2 separate regions of the Homo sapiens genome follow, and region 1 is linked to region 2. Evidence: chromatin loops called from intact Hi-C (ENCODE). Cell type or tissue: B cell. All regions are shown on one strand. Each heading gives the region's core, and the rest is flanking DNA. Links, peaks and the distances in the headings are about the cores only. Region 1 overlaps ADAM17 (ADAM metallopeptidase domain 17). Region 2 overlaps YWHAQ (tyrosine 3-monooxygenase/tryptophan 5-monooxygenase activation protein theta).

The links. Peaks named below come from ENCODE experiments on the same cell type or tissue, not always from the same donor. Only the 100,000 strongest peaks of a DNase experiment are listed, where the experiment ranks them.
Region 1: it touches region 2 in a loop (4-fold over the local background); 17 of 110 quality-filtered maps call a loop at or near these places.

What each region holds. Positions count from the first base shown.
Region 1 is chr2:9,543,651-9,553,686 of GRCh38, forward strand. The region is part of intron 1 of ADAM17 (ADAM metallopeptidase domain 17); the gene reads right to left. Among named protein-coding and RNA genes, the nearest start is that of ADAM17, 7.2 kb to the right of the region's middle. In B cell, for the core only: no CTCF peak of the experiment used is centred there; DNase peaks (open chromatin) are centred at 4,498, 5,081 and 5,961; H3K4me3 peaks cover 2,500 bases; H3K27ac peaks cover 2,500 bases.
Region 2 is chr2:9,602,384-9,613,256 of GRCh38, forward strand. The region is part of intron 2 of YWHAQ (tyrosine 3-monooxygenase/tryptophan 5-monooxygenase activation protein theta); the gene reads right to left. Among named protein-coding and RNA genes, the nearest start is that of YWHAQ, 23 kb to the right of the region's middle. RefSeq lists enhancers at 5,433-5,512, 5,563-5,662, 5,783-5,832. In B cell, for the core only: no CTCF peak of the experiment used is centred there; a DNase peak (open chromatin) is centred at 5,638; H3K4me3 peaks cover 1,336 bases; H3K27ac peaks cover 2,195 bases.

The sequences.
Region 1 (10,036 bases), core at 4,045-6,544, 59 kb before region 2:
TGTTAAATATGCTCACAAAACCAGTTTTAAAAGAAAGACTCTTACTCATGTGTGGAAGCTAAAAAAGTGGATCTCGTGGAGGTAGACAGCAGAATGGTGGTTACCAGAGGCTGAGAAGGGAAGTGGGAGTGGTGGAGATGAACAGAAAGTGGTTAGTGTTACAAAAATACAGTTTGATTAGTAAGTTCTAATATTTGATAGTACAGTACAGAAATTATAGTTAACAATTTATTGTATACTTCAAAACAGCTAGAAGACTTGTAATATTCCTAACACAGAAAAGATGTTTCAAATGATGGGTATCCCAATCACCCTGATTTGATCACTACATATTATACACAGGTATCAAAATATCACATGTACCCAAAAAACACATATCACTAAATAAAACAAAAACTCAATTTAACCATACAACTGCCAAGAGACACCCCCCACCTTTCCCAAACCCCTTCTTTATCCTCTACCCAATACCCTACCCTCCTACCCTCCTACCCTAACTGGCTTCCAGAATGCTAGCAATTAGGCCTTTACCTTCCAGAGGAATATGGAAATCTGACAATCTCTAATGAAAAACCTAAGATTCTGATATCAAAAGTTTCCCAAATGAGGCCATGCATGGTGGCTCACACCTGTAATCCCAGCACTTTGGGAGGCCAAGGATCACCTGAAGCCAGGAGTTCCAGACCAGCCTGATTAACATGGTGAAACCCTGTCTCTACTAAAAATACAAAATTAGCCGGGCATGGTGGTGCATGCCTGTAATCCCAGCTAGTTTGAGGCAGGAGAATCGCTTGAACCCAGGAGGCAGATGTTGCAGGGAGCTGAGATTGCACCACTACACTCTAGCCTGGGCGACAGAGCAAGACTCCATCTCTAGGCGGGGGAAAAAAGGCCGGGCTGGGCACGGTGGCTCACGCCTGTAATCCCAGCACTTTGGGAGGCCAAGGCAGGGGGATCACAAGGTCAGGAGATGGAGACCATCCTGGCAAACATGGTGAAACCCAGTCTCTACCAAAATACAAAAAATTAGCCAGGCGTGGTGGCGGGCACCTGTAGTCCCAGCTACTCATGAGGCTGAGGCAGAAGAATCGCTTGAACCTGGGAGGCGGAAGTTGCAGTGAGCTGAGATCACATCACTGCACTCCAGCCTGGCGACAGAGCAAGACTCCATCTCAAAAGAAGAAAAAAAAAGCCAAAAAGGGCTATTTTTTATTCATTACAACATCCTTGCCTCACAATACTCAGCAAAAACCTTGCACATATCAGCACTCACATGTTCACAAACTGCACGAATTCTCAGTGCTGAAATGCAATATGGTCCTTTAGTTCTTCAATTTCCCTGATACAGGTTGGTACATGAACTCAGTTTCATTCAAGATCATAATCACTCCTACTGACTTAGGAACTTAACCTCAACATTATAGTTTCATTGTCAATAATATAGCCCAGTAGTTCTCAAAGTGTAGTTCCCAAACCAGCAGCATCATCATCAACTGGGAATTTGTTAAAAATGCAAATGCTCAGGTCTCCCCTCAGACCTGCTCAAACAGAAATCCGCCCAGTGGGATCCAATAGTCTGTGTTTAACAAGGCTTCCAGGCAAGGCTGACACACTCAAATATGAAAATCACTGAACTGGCTGGGCATGGTGGCTCACACTTGTAATCCCAGCACTTGGAGAGGCAGAGGCGGGTGGATCACCTGAGGTCAGGAGTTCAAGACCAGCCTGGCCAACATGGCAAAACCCTGTCTCTACTAAAAATACAAAAAATTAGCTGGGCATGGCAGCAGACGCCTATAATCCCAGCTACTCGGTAGGCTGAGGCAAGAGAACTGCTTGAACCTGGGAGGCGGAGGTTGCAGTGAGCCGAGATCACACCACTACTCTCCAGCCTGGGCAACAAGGCAAGACTCCATCTCAAAAAAGAAAAAGAAAAAACCACTGAACTAAGCTAAAGGAAGGTAACAACTCAAAGTAAAGAAAAAAACTTTAGCCACAAAGATGTTCATTATTCAGCCTTGCCTTATTTTCAAGGACAAAAACCAGAATGATGGTAAATTAGTAACTGTGAAATGGTTGGATGTTGTAACACTTCCAAAGACAGGGGAAAAAATCTGCAACTATTTTAAATGTCGTTCACAAAAGGTTTTTAAGAACATGGGGCTGAGGGCGGTGGCTCGCTCCTGTAATCCCAGCACTTTGGGAGGTCAAGGTGAGAGAATTGCTTGACCCAAGGAGTTCGAGACCAGCCTGGGCAAAATAGTGAGACCCTCATCTCTCCAAAAAGTAAAAATAAAATTAGCCAGGCATGGTGGCATGTGCTTGTAGTCTCAGCTACTCAGAAGGTTCAGGCGGGAGGATCACTTGAGCCCAGGAGGTCAAGGCTGCAGTAAGCCAAGATAGCACCACTGCACTCCAGCCTGGGTGACAGGATGAGACCCAGTCTCAAAAAAAAAAAAAAAGAAAGAACATGGAAAAATACATATGTTATAATGTTAAATATAGATTTCAGAAATATTCATATTGTATAATCTTAACTATGTATAAAAATAGGTCTAGAAAAAATAAGCACAAGACAGTAACATCATTGGTTATTTTGGGTATATTTTCTATAATAAGCACTTTTTAAATGTAGCTTGCTAAAGCACTTTAAAATACTTAACTAATGCATTTCAACTGCAATTGATTCTCTTTTAATAACTGGATATCTCAAATTGAAGATTCTGAAGCCATTACAAACTATAGTAAAAACAGTTCTTCCTTTGGAGCCAAACTGTAGCTACGTACTACTGCTATTGTGTTTTCACTAACAAGTAACCTCTCAGGTACTCAATATTTCACTGCACTTCACTTCCAAAATTCTAACCACTAGTAATCTCAATTTTTTACAGGCTTTACAACAGAATTTATATTTCTCCCCATTTCCCAAGAGTTTATCTCTTATCCATATCCAATTCTCTCAATAAACTTAAGTATAAACCACCTGCTTCTGACAGTAGAGTTTATTACAGTTAATACCAGACACTGCCGCACTGTCTATCTCAGCTCAGTGTCTGGCCATATTCTTTTTTTTTTTTTGAAATGGAGTCTCACTCTGTCGCCAGGCTGGAATGCAGTGGCGTGATCTCAGCTCACTGCAACCTCCGCCTCCTGGGTTCAAGCGATTCTCCTGTCTCAGCCTCCCAAGTAGCTGGGACTACAGGTGCACACCACCTATCCAGCTAATTTTTGTATTTTTAGTAGAGAAGGGGTTTCACTGTGTTGGCCAGGATGGTCTTGATCTCTTGACCTCGTGATCCACCCACTTCGGCCTCCCAAAGTGCTGGGATTACAGGCGTGGGCCACAGAGCCCAGCCCATATTCTCTCTTTAAAAAACTACAATGGCTGCCTACTTCTCTCTAGAATGAGAGCACCTTCCTTACTTTCTACAAGTTGCCACAGCAGTCATCATTTTGTTATCTTTTTTGTCATCTGCATTTTTTGTTGTTTTTGCTTTTTGTTGTTTTGTTATGTGCTTTTGTTATCTTTTTCATCCCCCTACCCCTCCTTTCTTGCACACACATTCTACACTTATTTTTTCTCTTTTCCACCAGACTCCATTTACTTGATTATTTAACAAATATTTATTGAGAACCTCCTACCTTTCAGGCACTAAGGATACAACACAGAGAAAAAGAAACAGACTTCCAGTATTGTGACACTGGAGGAAAGACCAAAATTATTATAAAGTACATCACAGACCAAGACAGAAGTAGCCACAGAAAGTTATGCACAGACACAGCAGGGGCATGATCCCTGCCTGCTGAGTCAAAGATGTTTTCCCAGGGAAACGGTTTTGAAGACCAGAAGGATGAGGCAGCACCCCAGAGAAGGAAAAGAAAGGAGAGGCCTTAGGTCAAGGGCATAACATATGCTGAATTCCACAAAAAATAGAACACAACACTTAAAGACGTGAAAGCAACTCAATGAGGCTACAGTGCAGAGCAGTACAGAGAGAATATGAAGTGTGAGGCTGGAGAGTCAGGCACTGGTCAGGCCATGAAGGGCTATGGAAGGAAATCAGGGATTCTGGGCTTTGGATAATGGCAATAGCTGTAAGTTGGAAATTTCATTATAGGCCAGCTGTGGTGGCTCATGCCTGTCATCCCAGCACCTTGGGAGGCCAAGATGGGTAGATCGCTTGAGCCCCAGGAGTTCAAGACAAGCTTGGGCAACACAGCAAAACCCCGTCTCTACCAAAAAAATAAATAAAATAAAATACAAAAATTAGCCAGGCGTGGTGGTGTACACCTGCAGTCCCAGCTGCTCAGGAGGCTGAGGTGGGAGGATGGCTTGAGCTCAGGAGGCAGAGGTTGCAGTGAGCTGATATCGTGCCACTGCACTCCAGCCTAGGCAACGAGGCCAGATCCTGTCTCAAAATCCAAAAAAAAAAAAAGAGAGAGAAAGCCAAGGTGGGCGATCACTTGAGGTCAGGAGTTAGAGACCAGCCTGGCCAACGTGGCAAAACCCTGTCTCTGCTAAAAATACAAGATTAGCTGGGCGTGGTAGCAGGTGCGTATAATCTCAGCTACTTGGGAGGCTGAGGCATGAGAATCGCTTGAACCCAGGAGGCAAAGGTGGCAGTGAGCCGAGATCATGCCACTGCACTCCAACCTGGGTGACAGAGTGAGACTCCATCCCCCCCAAAAAAGAAAGAAATTTCATTATGACTGCAGTGTGGAGAATGGGCTAGAGGGGAACAAGACCGGAATGTAGGAAATCTGCTGGTAGGCTGCAGAGCAAACCAAGTAGAAACCACTAAAAGACTCCTAGGTTGTGGCTCACTGTGATTAAAAAAAAAAAAAAGAAAACAAAACAAGAGAGGGGCTGATATCAGGAGACAATTGCATGCTGAAAGATTCTGGAGTTTTGAATGATAGAGCCTTGGGAGAAACAGAAATGAAAACAAAAGATTCTGGAGTTTCATATTCTATTTTGTTCCTTATACACAGTTGCAATTTCATTGCTCATTTACATAGGACTTCCTTTGCATTAAGTCATCATGTCTAGTTGTGTTACTGATGAGCCACATAGTGATTTTCAGCAGGGAGAGTAAATCTATGTTATCACAAGATTCTTAACACTGACATCAGCGGTAAAAAGTAGCCAATACTTTGTTCCTTCTAAAGGTTTCAAAGAAGAATAAAAAGAAAACGGGGCTTTCAGGCCTGTAACAAAATGGCCTTCTGGTTGTAGCTGTGGAGTTGCCTACAGAAGATTAGATAAACCTTCCACTCTCCCACTTCTCTTATATCTGAATTGTTTTGTCTCTGGGATAAGCTTTTATGGCCATTCACTTTAATGCATTGACATAAAGTATATCCATATTTTCTTCATTAAGCCCAGAGCTGACATTTTTAAGCTAAAACTAATCGTGAAACTTTAAAAAATTATGTATATGGCAGGTCACAGTGGCTCACACCTGTAATCCCAGCACTTTGGGAGGCCGAGGTGGGTGGATCACAAGGGTGGGAGTTCAAGACCAGCCTGGCCAACATGGTAAAACCCAGTCTCTACTAAAAATACAAAAATTAGCCAGGCGCGGTGGCAGGCACCTGTAATCCCAGCTACTCAGAAGCCTGAGGCAGGAGAATCGCTTGAACCCGGGTGGCAGAGGTTGCAGTGAGTGAGCTGAGATCACGCCACTGCACTCCAGCCTAGGTGATAGAGTGAGACTCCATCTCAAAAACAAACAAACAAAAATTATGTATATAATTTTGTGTGTATATCAACATATATACACATAAGTATAGTGGTATGTATATAACCGTCCCACACGTATTTAAGAACAATGTAAATAAAGTGTTATATGAGAAGGTTCTGGAAACGTGTGGGTTTTTGTTTTGTTTTGTTTTTGAGACAGGGTCTCGCTCTGTTGCTCAGGCTAGAGTGCAGGGCACAATCACCACTCACTGCAGCCTCAACCTCCTGGGCATGAGCAATCCTCCGGGTGGCTGGGACCACAGGCACATGCCACCGCACCTGGCTAATTTTTGTTTCTATTTTTTTGTAGAGACAAGGTCTTGCCATGTTGCCCAGCCTGGTCTCAAACTCCTGGGCTCAAGTGATCCTTCCCCCTTAGCTTTCCAAAATGCTGAGATGACAGTCGTGAGCCACCGCGCCCAGCTTGTGGATTTTTTACATTAATTTCTTTTATTTTTTCAGCAAATTGCATTTTCCTAAAATACTACTTGAGAGTGTACTGCAGAACCCCAAGGCACTCAGCTCACTCTTCACTGCTCTGCTGCATGAAGTACGAAAAGTTCCCCCAAAATGACACTATCAATGTCATGCTCCTACTTCTGATATCAGAAATGGAAAACATAAAGCCAGTACTGCTGTGAAGTGTTTATTGTGTTTGTGCTGAAGACACAGGAGCCTTCCTCTTCAGCACCCCCCAAAACACACAGGACAGGGAAGCAGGCCACGTGTAGTAAGTGTCAGGTGCGGGTTGTTGGGACTAAGGAATGAGAAAAAGGGAGCAGTGCTCTCTGCTAGGCCAGGGACCCCAGAGCCTGGGAACTAAACAATTTTATGGATTTATACCAGTAAAGGAGGATAGAGTATGAGCTGCTTCAACTAATTCCCTATCAAGAGCTCCTCAACAGACCTGGGACGTAACCTGAGCCAAGACTCTCCAGCAAGACCAGTAACCAGGATGCAAGTTTCAGGTTAGGCAATGAGACTACTTCCACAATTACCAGCAGCCCTGCCTAGTCCTAGGCTAAACCTGTATCCGATACTCATTCTTTTTTTTTTTTTTTTTTTTTTTTGAGATGGAGTCTCACTCTGCTGCCCAGGCTGCACTGCAGTGGCTCAACCTTGGCACACTGCAACCTCTGCCTCCCGGGTTCAAGCAATTCTCCTGCCTCAGTCTCCCCAGTAGCTGGGATTACAGGCACGCACCACCACGCCTGGCTAATTTTTGTATTTTTAGTAGAGACAGGTTTCACCATGTTGGTCAAGCTGGTCTTGAACTCCTGGCCTCAAGTCATCCGCCGGCCTCAGCCTCCCAAAGTGCTGGGACTATAGGTGTAAGCCACTGTGTCCAGCTACTCATTCTTGTAATCAAAAGAATAGGTAACTGGCTGGGGCAGTGGTTCACGTCTGTAATCCCAGCACTTTGGGAGGCTGAGGCAGGTGGATCACCAGAGGTCAGGAGTTCAACACAGGCCTGTCCAATATGATGAAACCCCATCTCTACTAAAAATACAAAAAAAAAAAAAAAAAAAAAATTAGCCAGGCGTGGTGGGGGACACCTGTAATCCCAGCTATTCGTGAGGCTGAGGCACGAGAATCACTTGAACCTGGGAAGTGGAGGTTGCAGTAAGCCAAGATTGCGCCACTGCGCTCCAGCCTGGGTGACAGTGAGACTCTGTCTCAAAAAAAAAAAAAAGGTAACTAATTTTGGACATGTTATATTTGAAGTGCCAAATGGGCAGCTGAATATGAACTCCAGAGAACAAGTCCAGGTCAGAGATACACGTCTAGTCATTAGCAGAACACTGTCAAATGAAGTGAAACCAGTACAACTCATGTAACAACAAAGAAAAAAAAAAAAGGAAGGGGGGGAACGGAGAGATGCCCATTTCCTTGGCTGATTTTAGGAGTAAATAAAGAGATACAGATTGAGCATCCCTTATCCAAAATGCTTGAGACCAGAAGTGTTTCATTCATCAGAATTTTTTAAATTTTGAAATATTTGCATATACATAATGAGGTATCTTGGGGATGGGACCCAAGTCTAAATATAAAATTCATTTATGTTTCATTTATTCACTTACTTTGAGATGGAGTCTTGCTCTGTCGCCCAGGCTGGAGTGCAGTGGCGCGATCTCGGCTCACTGCAAGCTCCACCTCCCAGGTTCACACCATTCTCCTGCCTCAGCCTCCCGAGTAGCTGGGACTACAGGCGCCTGCTACCACACCTGGCTAATTTTTTGTATTTTTAGTACAGACAGGGTTTCACCATGTTAGCCAGGATGGTCTCGATCTCCTGACCTCGTGATCCACCCAGCTCGGCCTCCCAAAGTGCTGGGATTACAGGCATGAGCCACCGCGCCTGGCCTAAACAATATTTTTAAGTAACTTTTTTTGCATGAAAAAAAGTTTGTGTACAACGAAGCATTCGAAAGCAAAGGTGTCACTGTCTCGGCCACCCACATAAATAATCTGTGGTTGTCTGGCATCACCATCATTCCTGACTGATTTTACATGCTACAATAAGTAATCGTTTTGTTATACCTATTCACACATAAGTACTACACAGTAAAAAATATACCACTAACAGTGAAAAAATCGTGTGTTAGGGGTAATGTGTGCTGTCATGCCAGCATTCAAAAAGTTTCAAATTTTGGAGCATTTCAGATTAGGGATGCTCAACCCATATATGAAAAGCCTTTCATTTCACTTCCGTTACCTCAATGAAGCCCATTCCTGTCCTCCTTTCCTATCAATCTTTTTCAGACTTTCTTCACATTACACTTCCAGCTGTATACACTTATTATCTCACAAATAGAAAATGGTGAAGGATCCAAAAATCAACCACAATTGGCCTTGGAGGAAACCTATATTTAATGTTCTAGGAAATCCTGTGAAAGTCAAAAGGATCTCTCCAGTTTCCCCATCACAATTATCTGCTTAATTCCTCTCCATTCTACTCTTGAAATATGGTTTATCTCTTAGACTAATATAAAGCAGAGTTACATTAAATCTCCCTTGGAGCAGTTAGGGCAGTTAAGCATTTAGGTTTCAAAGGAATGCAGCCAGTAAGCAAAATTAACATCAAAAGAGAAAGCCAGATGTCAAAATACTGAGTAAAATGGTGCTGTCAATAATGAAATCAGCACTGCAATATGGAGAATCCCCATGCCAATAACCTCAAGGTAAATTTGAAAATACATGTTTCAGATACAAACTTTCTCATCCCTCATCTGTGACCTATATTTTTTCCTCCCACCCACTACATCCTCTTTTATTAAAAGTAACACAAAGGGAAAACGATTTTGAAATCAAAGTGAGACTTATACACCCCAGCTGCAACTTCAACAAGATATCATCATGACTAAGCTCATATGACTCATAACTTTCCTAAATTATGCAATTCATAACAGTTCAATTGAAATCATTTTTGGTGACCCATAGAGGACTCTAAAAACCAGGCTTCATTTTATTAGGTATTTTTTGCCTTTCAGAAAAATGTTGTCATATGCCTAATCGATATTGAGTACTGCAATATAGTAGTATTTGTAGGACAATAAACATAAAAAATAAATAATAAAGCATGTTTTTCAACTATGAAACTATTTGCTAGTCTTGACCAACTCAATCTAATGGTAAGGTTAAGTAACAAATTATATTGTAAGCTGTCAAACAAACTGAAAAAAAAAGTCATTCTTCAAAAGAAAAATACCCACAAGGCCTATGTTCATCATTGACAACTGACAGCATCTTCCTGAGACTCATTTTCCTCCTCCTTTATTTGAAAACTAGACTTGATCTCTAAGATTCATTTGGTGATAACACTTGCTATAACGTACTCTAGCACTCTCCTCTATGCTGTTTTAGAAGTGTCCTAAATGAATGTCTATTTCCCTATGCTATAACCATTTGAAGATGGATATCGTCTGATCTTTGTATTTCCAATGCCACGTATAATACTTGTGTGTCCTTCAAATATTTCGTTTAAAAAAAAAAAAAGAGGCCGGGCCTGGTGGCTCAAGCCTTTAATCCCAGCACTTTGGGAGGCCGAGGTGTGCTGATCACCTGAGGTCAGGAGTTCGAGACCAGCCTGAATAACATGGAGAAACCCCATCTCTACTAAAAATACAAAAAATTAGCCGGACGTGGTGGCACATGCCTGTAATCCCAGCTACTTGGGAGGCTGAGGCAGGAGAATTGCTTGAACCCGGGAGGCGGAGGTTGTGGTGAGCTGAGATGACGCCATTGCACTCCAGCCTGGGCAACAAGAGCAAAACACTGCCTCAAAAAAAAAAA
Region 2 (10,873 bases), core at 4,627-7,126:
CAGCCTGGGTGACAGAGCAAGACCCTGTCTCAATAAATAAATAAATAAAAATAAGTCCTTTAATAACATTTTATGCCTCCTTAACTAAGTTAAAATGAAACTAGTAGCTAATAATACACCTACGCACATTTTTTTTTTAAACAGCTACTCCTGAGTAGCTAGGAGTACAGGTGAGTCCCACCACCCAGCTGTCTCCCCCAGCCTGGAACGGAGTGCAGTGCAGTGATCACAGCTTACTGCATCCTTGAACTCCTGGACTCAAGGGATCCTCCCACCTTAGCCCTACTATAGGCACAGGCTACCACGCCCAGCTAATTGTTTTTATATTTTGGAGAGACAGGGTCTCATCATCTTGCACAGACTGGTAACTCCTAGGCTCAAGTGGTCCTCCTGCCTCAGCCTCCCAAAATGCTGGGATTACAGGTGTGAACCACCATGCCTAATTTAAAAAAAAAAAAAAAAAAAAAAAAAAAAAAAAAATATATATATATATATATATATATATATATATATATATATAGTAGGGACACAGTCTTGCTATGTTGCCTAGGCTGGTCTTGAACTTCTGGCCTCAAGTGATCCTCCTGCTTCGGCCTCCCCAAGTGTTGAACTTACAGGCATAAGCCACCTCACCTGACTGAGGAACACTTTTAAAATGTACATTTATCTCCTAAGGTATAAGGAACAAAGTAATTTTTAATAAAACAGTATTTTCAATAGGTAAACATTCATATAGCTAAAGTATAAACACAACGTAGTCAGATATCTGCCTCTAAGAATCAACAACAACAAACAACCTTCAAATACAGACTTACAATCTGTTCAAATATCATGAATGGCCTGACCAGTCAAGTTACAAGCAAAACAAAGTACAATTCTCCCTTGAATTTTTTTTTTTTTTTTTGAGCTGGAGTCTCGCTCTGTTGCCCGGGCTGAAGTGCAGTGACACGATCTCAGCTCACTGCAACCCCAACTTCCCAGGTTCAAGCAATTCTTGAGCCTCAGCCTCCCGAGTAACTGGGATTACAGGCACGCATAATCATGCCTGGCTAATTTTTCTAATTTTTTTTTAGAAGAGACGGGGTTTCTCCATGTTGGCCAGGCTGGTCTCAAACTCCTGACCTCAGATGATCCTCCTGCCTCAGCCTCCCAAAGTGCTGTGATTACGGGCATGAGCCACCATGCCTGGCTTTCCTTGATTTTTACACAGTAGATGCATTCCTGGTTAATTCTGTATGTTATTAAAACCATAAAATAGGCCAGGCATGGTGGCTCACACCTGGTAATCCCAACACTTCGGGAGGCTGAGGCAGATGGATCATTCGCGGTCAGGAGTTCGAGAGCAGCCTGGCTAGCATGGTGAAACTCCCCTCTATTAAAAATACTAAAAAACTAGCTGGGCGTGGTGGTGTACACCTGTAATCCCAGCTACTTGGGAGGCTGAGGCAAGGGAATCTCTTTAACCCAGGAGGAGGAGGTCACAGTGAGCTGAGATCACGCCACTGCACTCCAGCCTGGACGACAGAGTGACACTCCATCTCAACAACAACAAAACCCATAAACTAAAACTTTGTCTTTAAATGTAAAGCCAAATTAGGCTTTGGCCTCAGATAGCTCCTCTAAGTTTTTTACCTAACTGAAAGAACAGCTGGACAATTCCTTACACAGGCCTGGGCTCCTATGTGTTAAAGGATGTGTAGCACCACTGACCTCTGTCCAAAGTCAGTGCTACGCTCCCCACCTGAGCAGAAACACTGAGAGAACGGGTATATACAAGTGCTATGGGAGCTCAAAATAAAAAATAATTATTTAATTATGGAGTTAGAAGAATTTTTCTTAAGGTAACAAACGAGAGACAGAAAATACGGGGGGAAAAGGTATTCCAAGGCGAAGACTGGCATTTGAAAAGGTTTATCTGCACTAAGATGTAGAAAGTCACTGAAGGTGACTTTCTTTATAAAAGAAAGAAATTTCAATCACAAAGAGAACTAAAGACACCAATATTTCACAGTATTCACTATGAATTATATTTGACTGACTCAGTGGAATAAGCACTGGGCCAGTAATTTGGTTTTAGAGTATGAGTTTAGATCAAGTTCCTCAGTTTCATCTCCTCTTCTACAAAACACATTTGACCCTTGAACACAGGTTTGAACTTTATGGGTCCACTTTTCTACGGATTTTTTCCAGTCAGGCCTCCCTATCAGCAGGTTCTACAACCACAACCAAACATGGATCACAAACACAGTATTAAGGAGACGCAAAACCTGCATGTAAGGAGGGCCGGCTTTTTGAACCCACAGGTTCCAGAGGGCTGAAGAAGGAACTTGCGTATGTGTGGATTTCAGTATTCAAGGAGGTGCTGAAACCAATTCCCCTCAGATACAGAGCGATGGTTATAATAAAAAAAAATTCTCCAGTTTTAAGAATCTACAGTAATTCTGAAGCACTAAACCAAAACGGCAAACTCTTAAGCAGATGAACTCAATAAAAATGTTTTCTCAGTTATTTTTCATTCACAAAATGTAGCACAGTGTCTATCACATAGTAGGACTCATTATTTGTCAAATGAACATCAGCCATGGCCTGGCAACATGTTGAAATGGATGCAACAGAAGTGGAATTTCATACAGAATACTACTTTGAAATGATATGTGAATTATTTTATTTATTTTGATCAAAGTCATAATGTGTAATAGGTTAAGACTACTCAAAAATTCCTAAGAAAAAATGATAGTTTCCCCATTCTGTTCTCTCTTTTTTTTTTTTTTTTGAGACAGGGTCTCACTCTGTTGCTCATGCTAGAATACAGTGGCATCATCTCAGCTCACTGCAGCAGCAACTTCTAGGCTCGAGTAATCCTCCCACCTCAGCCTCCCAAGTAGCTGGGACCACAGGCGCATACCACCACATCTGGCTAATTTTTGTATTTTTTTGTAGAGATGGGGTTTTGCCATTTTACCCAGGCTGGTAACTACTGAGCTCAAGTGATCCTCCCACGTCAGCCTCTCAAAGTGCTGGGATTACAGGCATGAGGCCACCACACCCCAGCCTCTGCTCTGTTTCTAAGCTCCTTCAGGGAATACTTTTTTAAAAAAATCCTCACTTGATATGTCCAATTCTTGTCCCCTGCCCAAGGCAGCCATCATTTACTAGTTTCTTGTACATTCTTTTTGTTGTTGTTGTTTTGTTTCTGAGACAGGGTCTCAATGCATCGCCCATGCTGGAGTGCAGTGGTGCGATCTCGGCTCACTGCAACCTCTGCTTCCCGGGTTCAGGCAATTCTCCCACCTCAGCCTCCCCAGTAGCTGGGACTACAGGTGTGCACCACCATGACCGGCTAATTTTTTTTTTTTTTTGGTAGAGGGGGGTTTTCACCATGTTGGCCAGGCTGGTCTCCAACTCCTGACTCAAGTGATCTGCCCGCTGTGGCCTCCCAAAATGCTGCGATTACAGGCTTGAGCCACCGCGCCCAGCCTCTTGTACATTCTTTTAAGGATTCAAAACATTTAAAATCTATGTATGTTCCCCTCTCCCTCATGTTAGCACACTACACATTATTCTACACCTTAGCTTTTCCATTTAGTAAGCGCTCTGAGATAATTCCATGTCCATATATTTAATAGCTGCCTCATTCTATATATAACACTATATGTACAGTATTCTACTGTATGGGCACCCTAATTATTTATTTAGCTTCCTCTGAGGAACACTTAAGCTGCTTCCAATCTTGGTATTTCCAACTATGCACCAAATGTACACTTGATCCACAAGATAAATTGTTAAACTGTCCTTCCTGGAGTTAATTTCAATTTATACTCCCACTAGCAATGCATAAATGTTCCCATTTCTCAACATCTTTCTGAACCCAGTGTGTAACAAACTTTAAACACCTTTTCCGGCCAGGCTTGGTGGCTCATGCCTGTAATCCCAGCACTTTGGGAGGCCAAGGCAGGCAGACTGCCTGAGCTCAGGAGTTTGTGACCAGCCTGGGAAACACGGTGAAACCCCGTCTCTACTAAAATAAAAATAAAAATAAAAATAAAAATAAAAAACCTTTTCCAATCTAATGGGTGAAAAATACCTTACTACAGTTTTATTAGCATTTTTCCTTATCATAAATGCAGGTGAACATCTGTCTGTGTGTGTGTGTGTATATTTTTTGAGACGGAGTCTCGCTCTGTTGCCCAGCCTGGAGTGCAGTGGTGTGATATCGGCTCACTGCAACCTCCGCCACTCAGGTTCACGCCATTATCCTGCCTCAGCCTCCTGAGTAGCTGGGATTACAGGCACATGCCGCCACACTGGGCTAATTTCTGTATTTTTACTAGAGAAGGGGTTTCACCATGTTGGTGAGTGTATATCCTTTGCCCTTTTCCTAATGAGTTTTTCCTTACTGCTTTGTAGGAACTCTATATACTAATTAGTTCATTTTTTAGCTGTCTCTCAGATGAAACTATATGTAAACAGCCTGTCTGGCAACACAACTGCATTTAATATTTTTCTTTTTTTTTTTTTTGAGACAGAGTCTCACTCTGTCGCCCAGGCTGCAGTGCAGTAGCATAATCTTGGCTCACTGCAACCTCCACCTCCCGGGTTCAAGCGATTCTCCCGCCTCAGCCTCCCAAGTAGCTGGGATTACACGTGCGCGACACCATACCCGGCTAATTTTTGTATTTTAGTAGAGATGGGGTTTCACCATGTTGGTCATGCTGGTCTCGAACTCCTGACCTGTGATCCGCCCATCTTGGCCTTCCAAAGTGCTGGGATTACAGGCGTGAGCCACACGCCTGGCCTAATATTTTTCTATTACTTTTTTTTTTCTTTTTTTTTTTGAGACAGGGTTTTGCTCTGTTGCCCAGGCTGGAGTGCAGTGGTGTGATCTCGGCTCACTGCAACGTCCACCTCCCAGGTTCAAGTGATTCTCCTGCCTCAGCCGCTCGAGTAGCTGGGACTAACAGGCACATACCACCATGCCCAGCTAATTTTTTTTTTTTTTGTATTTTTAGTAGACTGAATTTCACCATGCTGGCTAGGCTAATCTCGAACTCCTGACCTCGTGATCCACCCCCCTCGGCTTCCCAAAGTGCTAGGATTACAGGCGTGAGCCATCGTACCTGGCATTTTTCTATTACATTAAATCAGATAAAACAGTACCAACACTTCTGACCGACATGAGAAACGCAAGTGAATATGACTGTGATTTCAGCACAAATAAAATAGACAAAGAGGAGACTTTTAGTTGAAATGCAAGTCTGAATTTGTGTTTATTGTCTACCTGACCATATGAAATGGTAACACATTTTAAAGGTTACTAAATTCTTCCTCTTTTTTTTTTTTTTTTTTGAGACAGAGTCTCAGTCTGTCACCCAGGCTGGAGTGCAGTGGCATAATCTCGGCTCACTGCAACCTCTGCCTCCTGGGTTCAAGCAATTCTCCTGCCTCAGCCTCCCAAGTAGCTGGGACTACAGGTACCAGCTACCACGCCTGGCTATTTCTTGTATTTTTAGTAGAGACGGGGTTTTCGCCATGTCAGCCAGGCTGGTCTCGAACTCCTGACGTAATCCGCCCACCTCAGCCTCCCAAAGTGCTGGTATTACAGGCGTGAGCCACCGAGCCTGGCCAAATGTTACTAATTTTAGAGCAATAAAGAGCAGTATATCAGATTAAAACACACTGCATTCACTTTCAGTATGGAGTACTTAAGAAATGTGTGACTCACAACCTTAAAATAGATTCACAGAAACATGACTTTCTGGTTCCGGCAACACAGTGAGACTGAGCTTACGGAGAATACCTCCCTCTTCTACTAAAAATAATCTAAATGCTAAGTAGAAATACTTTAAATAAAAATAGAAAAAACATACAGTAGAGCTTCAAAGAAAAGAGGGGAAATACATCGAGGCGCTAGATAGGAGGAAAGAAAGCTACAGCAATAAGTGAAAGTTTACAACACAACAACAGTGTGGAGGAGGGTGAGGACCCTAGAAAAACTTTGTCATCGCTGAGAAGTAGCCAGAAATCTACTTCCTGGGTTTTTGGGGGTGCAGTCTCCCATAAAAAGCAGAAACTCGAACCTATGTTCTTCTGTGCAGGTGCTAGTCAAACGTTTATTTCATGCATGATGTATGAAAACACAAGCTGAAAATGTTAAAAATGGGCTGGAGCACAGTGTGCCCAGCACAAATAATCAAAACTACTGTGTAAACAGAGAGATTCTCACAATCTAAGGTACACACAAGTGCCATAAAAAAAAGCAACATCCACGCTATTAAAAATAACAGGCTGGGTGCGATGGCTCACGCCTGTAATCCCAACATTTTGGGAGGCCGAGGTGGGTGGATCACTTGAGGTCAGGAGTTCGAAACCAGCCTGGCCAACATGGCGAAACCCCGTCCCTACAAAAATTAGCCAGGCGTGTTGGCGGGTGCCTGTAATCCCAGCTACTCAGGAGGCTGAGGCAGGAAGATCACTTGAACCCAGGAGGTACAGGTTTGCAGTGAGCTGAGATTGTACCACTGCACTCCAGCCTGAGCAACAGAGCAAGACTCCAAATCAAACAAACAAACAAACAAACAAACAAAAATAACAAAAATACTCAAGGGACGGATTCTCTATCATGAGGCGTCAGCAGACACAAACAGGATAGTCAGTTCCCAAGAGCTTTAAAACTGTGTATAATAAAACATAAATATGCTGAAAATAATTAAATAATCTTTTAAAGATGTTGAGGCTGGATACATAGGGTTACTACAGGATTTTCTTCACCTCTACCTAAGTTTGAAATTTTTCCTGACTAAAACAATCAAAAAGATTTTAAAAGAAAAACAGAAGCCAGGAGAAATGAACCATATATACAGTGAATTTTAAAAGGCAGCTTGGAGGTGGGAGAAGCGGAAGGGCTTTTAGAATAAAAAAAAATGAAAACAACTTTAAAATTGGAGATGGACAAAGAAAATTAATACAACAAAAGGCATATTTGAATAAATTACTCAGAATACAGAATAAAGAATAAGACAAAAAAAGTGGAAAAATTATAAGATGCGAATAGAAAGAGAAGGTCTAAGGTAATAGCCAACAGCTATTTCAGGAGAGAACAGAAAGAATGAAGATGAGATGTTATTCTGGGATAATGGCCGAGACTTCCAGTAATGGGATAAATACCTTGAGATAGGAAAAGCACAATAAATCCCAAGCAAGATAAAAAAAAATCATACCTAGATCATGGTAAAATTGCAGAATGCCAAAGACAAGAAAATTCTTAAAAGCAACCAGAGAAATGACACATTACCATAAAGGAAGAAACAACAATATGACAGCTGATTTTTCATCAGAAAACAATCAAGTAAGTATCTTCAAAGTGCGGAGAAAAACAACTGTCAACTAGAATTCTGTAACCAATTAAAGCACCACACAAAAACAGTGCAAAAACATAAAGACGTTTCCAGAAAGACAGAAGTTCCCACTCACAGATCATTACTAAAAGAAACTTTTTTAGAGTGGGAAGGAAGAAGTAATGGAATAAAAGAAGTCATCAATTAGAGTATTAACAGTCCAAAATAAGAGTACTGTAAAGGACTGAGTTGGCTATTAAAGCAAAGAAGTATGAAGAGGACACGTGTTTCCCGCATCTCTTTCAGAGGATTATCTTAATTTTGGAGGACAGTTACATGATTTTTTCCCCCTTAATCTACCAAGTGTCTGCCTTTTAAGACCATACTTTCTAAAATCTGACAACTGAAGTATTGATTATTTGCTCCAGAAGAAAATGTTTCACTAGAATAATCAAGGATCCTAAATATTTCAACAGCCCAGTATCTATCTTAAGGTAAATGACAAGACGACATGGGTCCATTTCACTGGTATGATTTAACCAATATCTACATGCTAATAACTCACAAATTTGCTCCTTACCTAGTTGTATCTCAGTTTCTTCATCTGTAAAACAGTTACTGACAGTTCTTAATTCATAGGGTTGTTGTGAAGATTAAATGAGTTAACACAAACTCTGCTTGGTACATAACCCTCAATTGTGTCATACAGCATGACACAAATCTTTCTCTTACATACCATACCAAGTGCCTCCGACATATATTAACATCTGGATGGACCACTGGAACTTTAAACTTTACTCTTTTTTTTGAGACAGAGTTTCATTCTTCTTGCCCAGGCTGGAGTGCAACGGCGCAATCTCGGCTCACTGCAACCTCCACCTCCTGGGTTCAAACGATTCTCCTGCCTCAGCTTTCCAAGTAGCTGGGATTACAGGCATGCGCCACCATGCCCGGCTAATTTTGTATCTTTAATAGAGACGGGGTTTCTCCATGTTGGTCAGGCTGGTCTCGAACTCCCAACCTGAGGTGATCCGTCTGCCTCGGCCTCGGAAAGTGCTGGGGTTACAGGCATGAGCCACCGCACCCTGCCTACTCATTTTTTAAAAATTAAATTTACCTTCCTGACACGATCTACTATTGATTCTGCTCCCCTACTCGATTTTCTGTCTTAGGAAAAGTACTCAGTAGCCCTAGGCAGAAACCTAGGAGTCACCCTACTCTTTCTTTGGACTCATTCTCCCTGCCTTCTATATTTAGTCACCCAAGCCCCTGGAAGTAGTTTTCTCCAGGAAGTCAAGACTGATTTGGAAACTTTTCTCAGACAAGTAAGCATAGTATACTTTGAGAACATATATTTCCCTTCTCTTTAGAGCCACTGAAAGAAAAGATATTTTCTTGTCCGGGTTTGATACATAAGGACACTGAAGGATCCAATGTACAGTCTAAAAAAGTGTGAACCACAATCAGTGCACTAACAAATCTACCCCCTACTGTGGAGACGATGGTCATTCAACATTTGAGCAGCATCCAACTCTTCTCTGTCATACCACACTTACTAAACAATTTAATGATTATGTCTTGATTCCTACGTGAGTCTATCTGCCTCCTGAAAGAGAACATACTAGTCATGTCAACACAGTACTGCAATCTTTGTGCTAGTTATGGCTCACTGTAAATGAATAAGCTAACTTTCCTGGTTTTATGCACCAGTCGCATGAGCTTGATCACTGTGGATCTAGGCTTGAAAGATTGCTCCACCCTGGTATAGCTCACAAAGCTAAAGGCCACACCATGAATTGCAGTAAACTCACAAGAGTAATGCTAACCCTCCCGCTCCATCTTTTGGGAAATACCCCCCAACACATACACACTCCTAACTTCTCTGTAGTGTTACATGGCTTAGTATCCTTACATATTTTGAAATATGTATATCTACTAGATCCCAAACCTGTTTCTATACTCTTTTTTTGAGGCTAGGTCTCACTGTGTCACCCAGAGGCTGGAATGCAGTGGTGCGATGTCAGCTCACTACAACCTCTGCCTCCCGGGTTCAAGCGATTCTCGTGCCTCAGCCACCCGAGTAGCTGGGATTACAGGTGTGCACCACCACGCCCAGCTAATTTTCGTATTTTTAGCAGATGAGGTTTGGCCATGTTGGCCAGGCTGGTCTCAAACTCCTGGGCTCATGTGATCTACCCGCCTTGGCCTCCCAAAGCGCTGGAATTACAGGCGTGAGCCACTGCGCCCATCCCTGTTTCTATACTTACATTACTTATTTCTACCAATTATTCCCTCACCCTCTGATCTCCCAGCCACCTACGTTCATCCACACTACCTCTGAGTTTTCACTCTCCATTTCCCATTCCACCACAAATTGCCAAAGTCCTACTGATTTCACCTTTTCACAGTGTCACAGTATTTTTGAAAATCTATCTTCTCAGTCTCATTCCTATTTCTATTACCCAAGTTAACTGTATCATTTCACCTCAACTGCTCCAATAATCTAACTGATCTACCAGGTTTTTGGGTTCCTCTTTCTCGGATCCAGTTTACACCTTGCTGCCAGATTAATCTTAAATTCCATTGCGGGCACGTTAACTCCTTCTCAAAACCCCCAATGGCCTGTTAAAGGATAAACTTAAAGCCAGACATTGTTCTGCAGACTCAAGGTCCTGCAGAATCAGACCCTAACCTAGAGCTTCCAGGTAATTTAAATGGTAAAGAGATATTGATCCCCTTAGTAACCACCACAGCAGGGTGAGAAATCCATTTTCCTCTGTACTATACAAAGATTGTTATTCTGTGTGCCATTACACAAAAGGAGTTGGGAAGCATTGTCCTGACTGACATCAACCTTATGTCTATTATAACCTTTTCTGGACCAGTAGGAGGAGTGTGGAGCAACAACAAGGTGCCTCCCAAAAACCTAAGTGGCACTCTAAGAAGTAACATATGCAAGTATTCTTCATGTCAGGATGCTAGGAATACAGCAGGTATTGGGAGGAAAGTTTAAAAAGCAACACTAAGTATCTCCAGCACTACTCAAAGATAAAGCCACCCGAGCCCATGAGTACAGTCTTTCAACAGTAAGGCAGCTACACTGAGGCTAGATGCAGCACTATTAGAGTGACTGGTCATGAAGGTCATCCAACTACAGCCTCTTGTTGATTTCTGTGTTCACCACTCAATCTTCTAGTGGTAATTTGGGTCCTCCTGTACATTTACCAACAAACAATAAACATGGCTCGATCATGTCTCTTTGCCTGACTTAATCCTTGCAGCTCCTCTCTCAACAGACCAACAAATTAGACATAGAGCCAACAGGATGAGGGAGGGACAAACCCTCAACCATGAATGTACACTATTTTACTCGTCTAGCACCCTACTACCTCTTCCTTATCCTGATAAGAAGAGGGAAAATCCTTCAAAAATATTTTTTTTAAAAAGTGTTATTGGGCCTTCATATGGAGCACTCATTAATGTGAATTTGCTTTTCTGGATGAAAAAGGATTAACATCAGTATTTGTGCAGACTAAAAA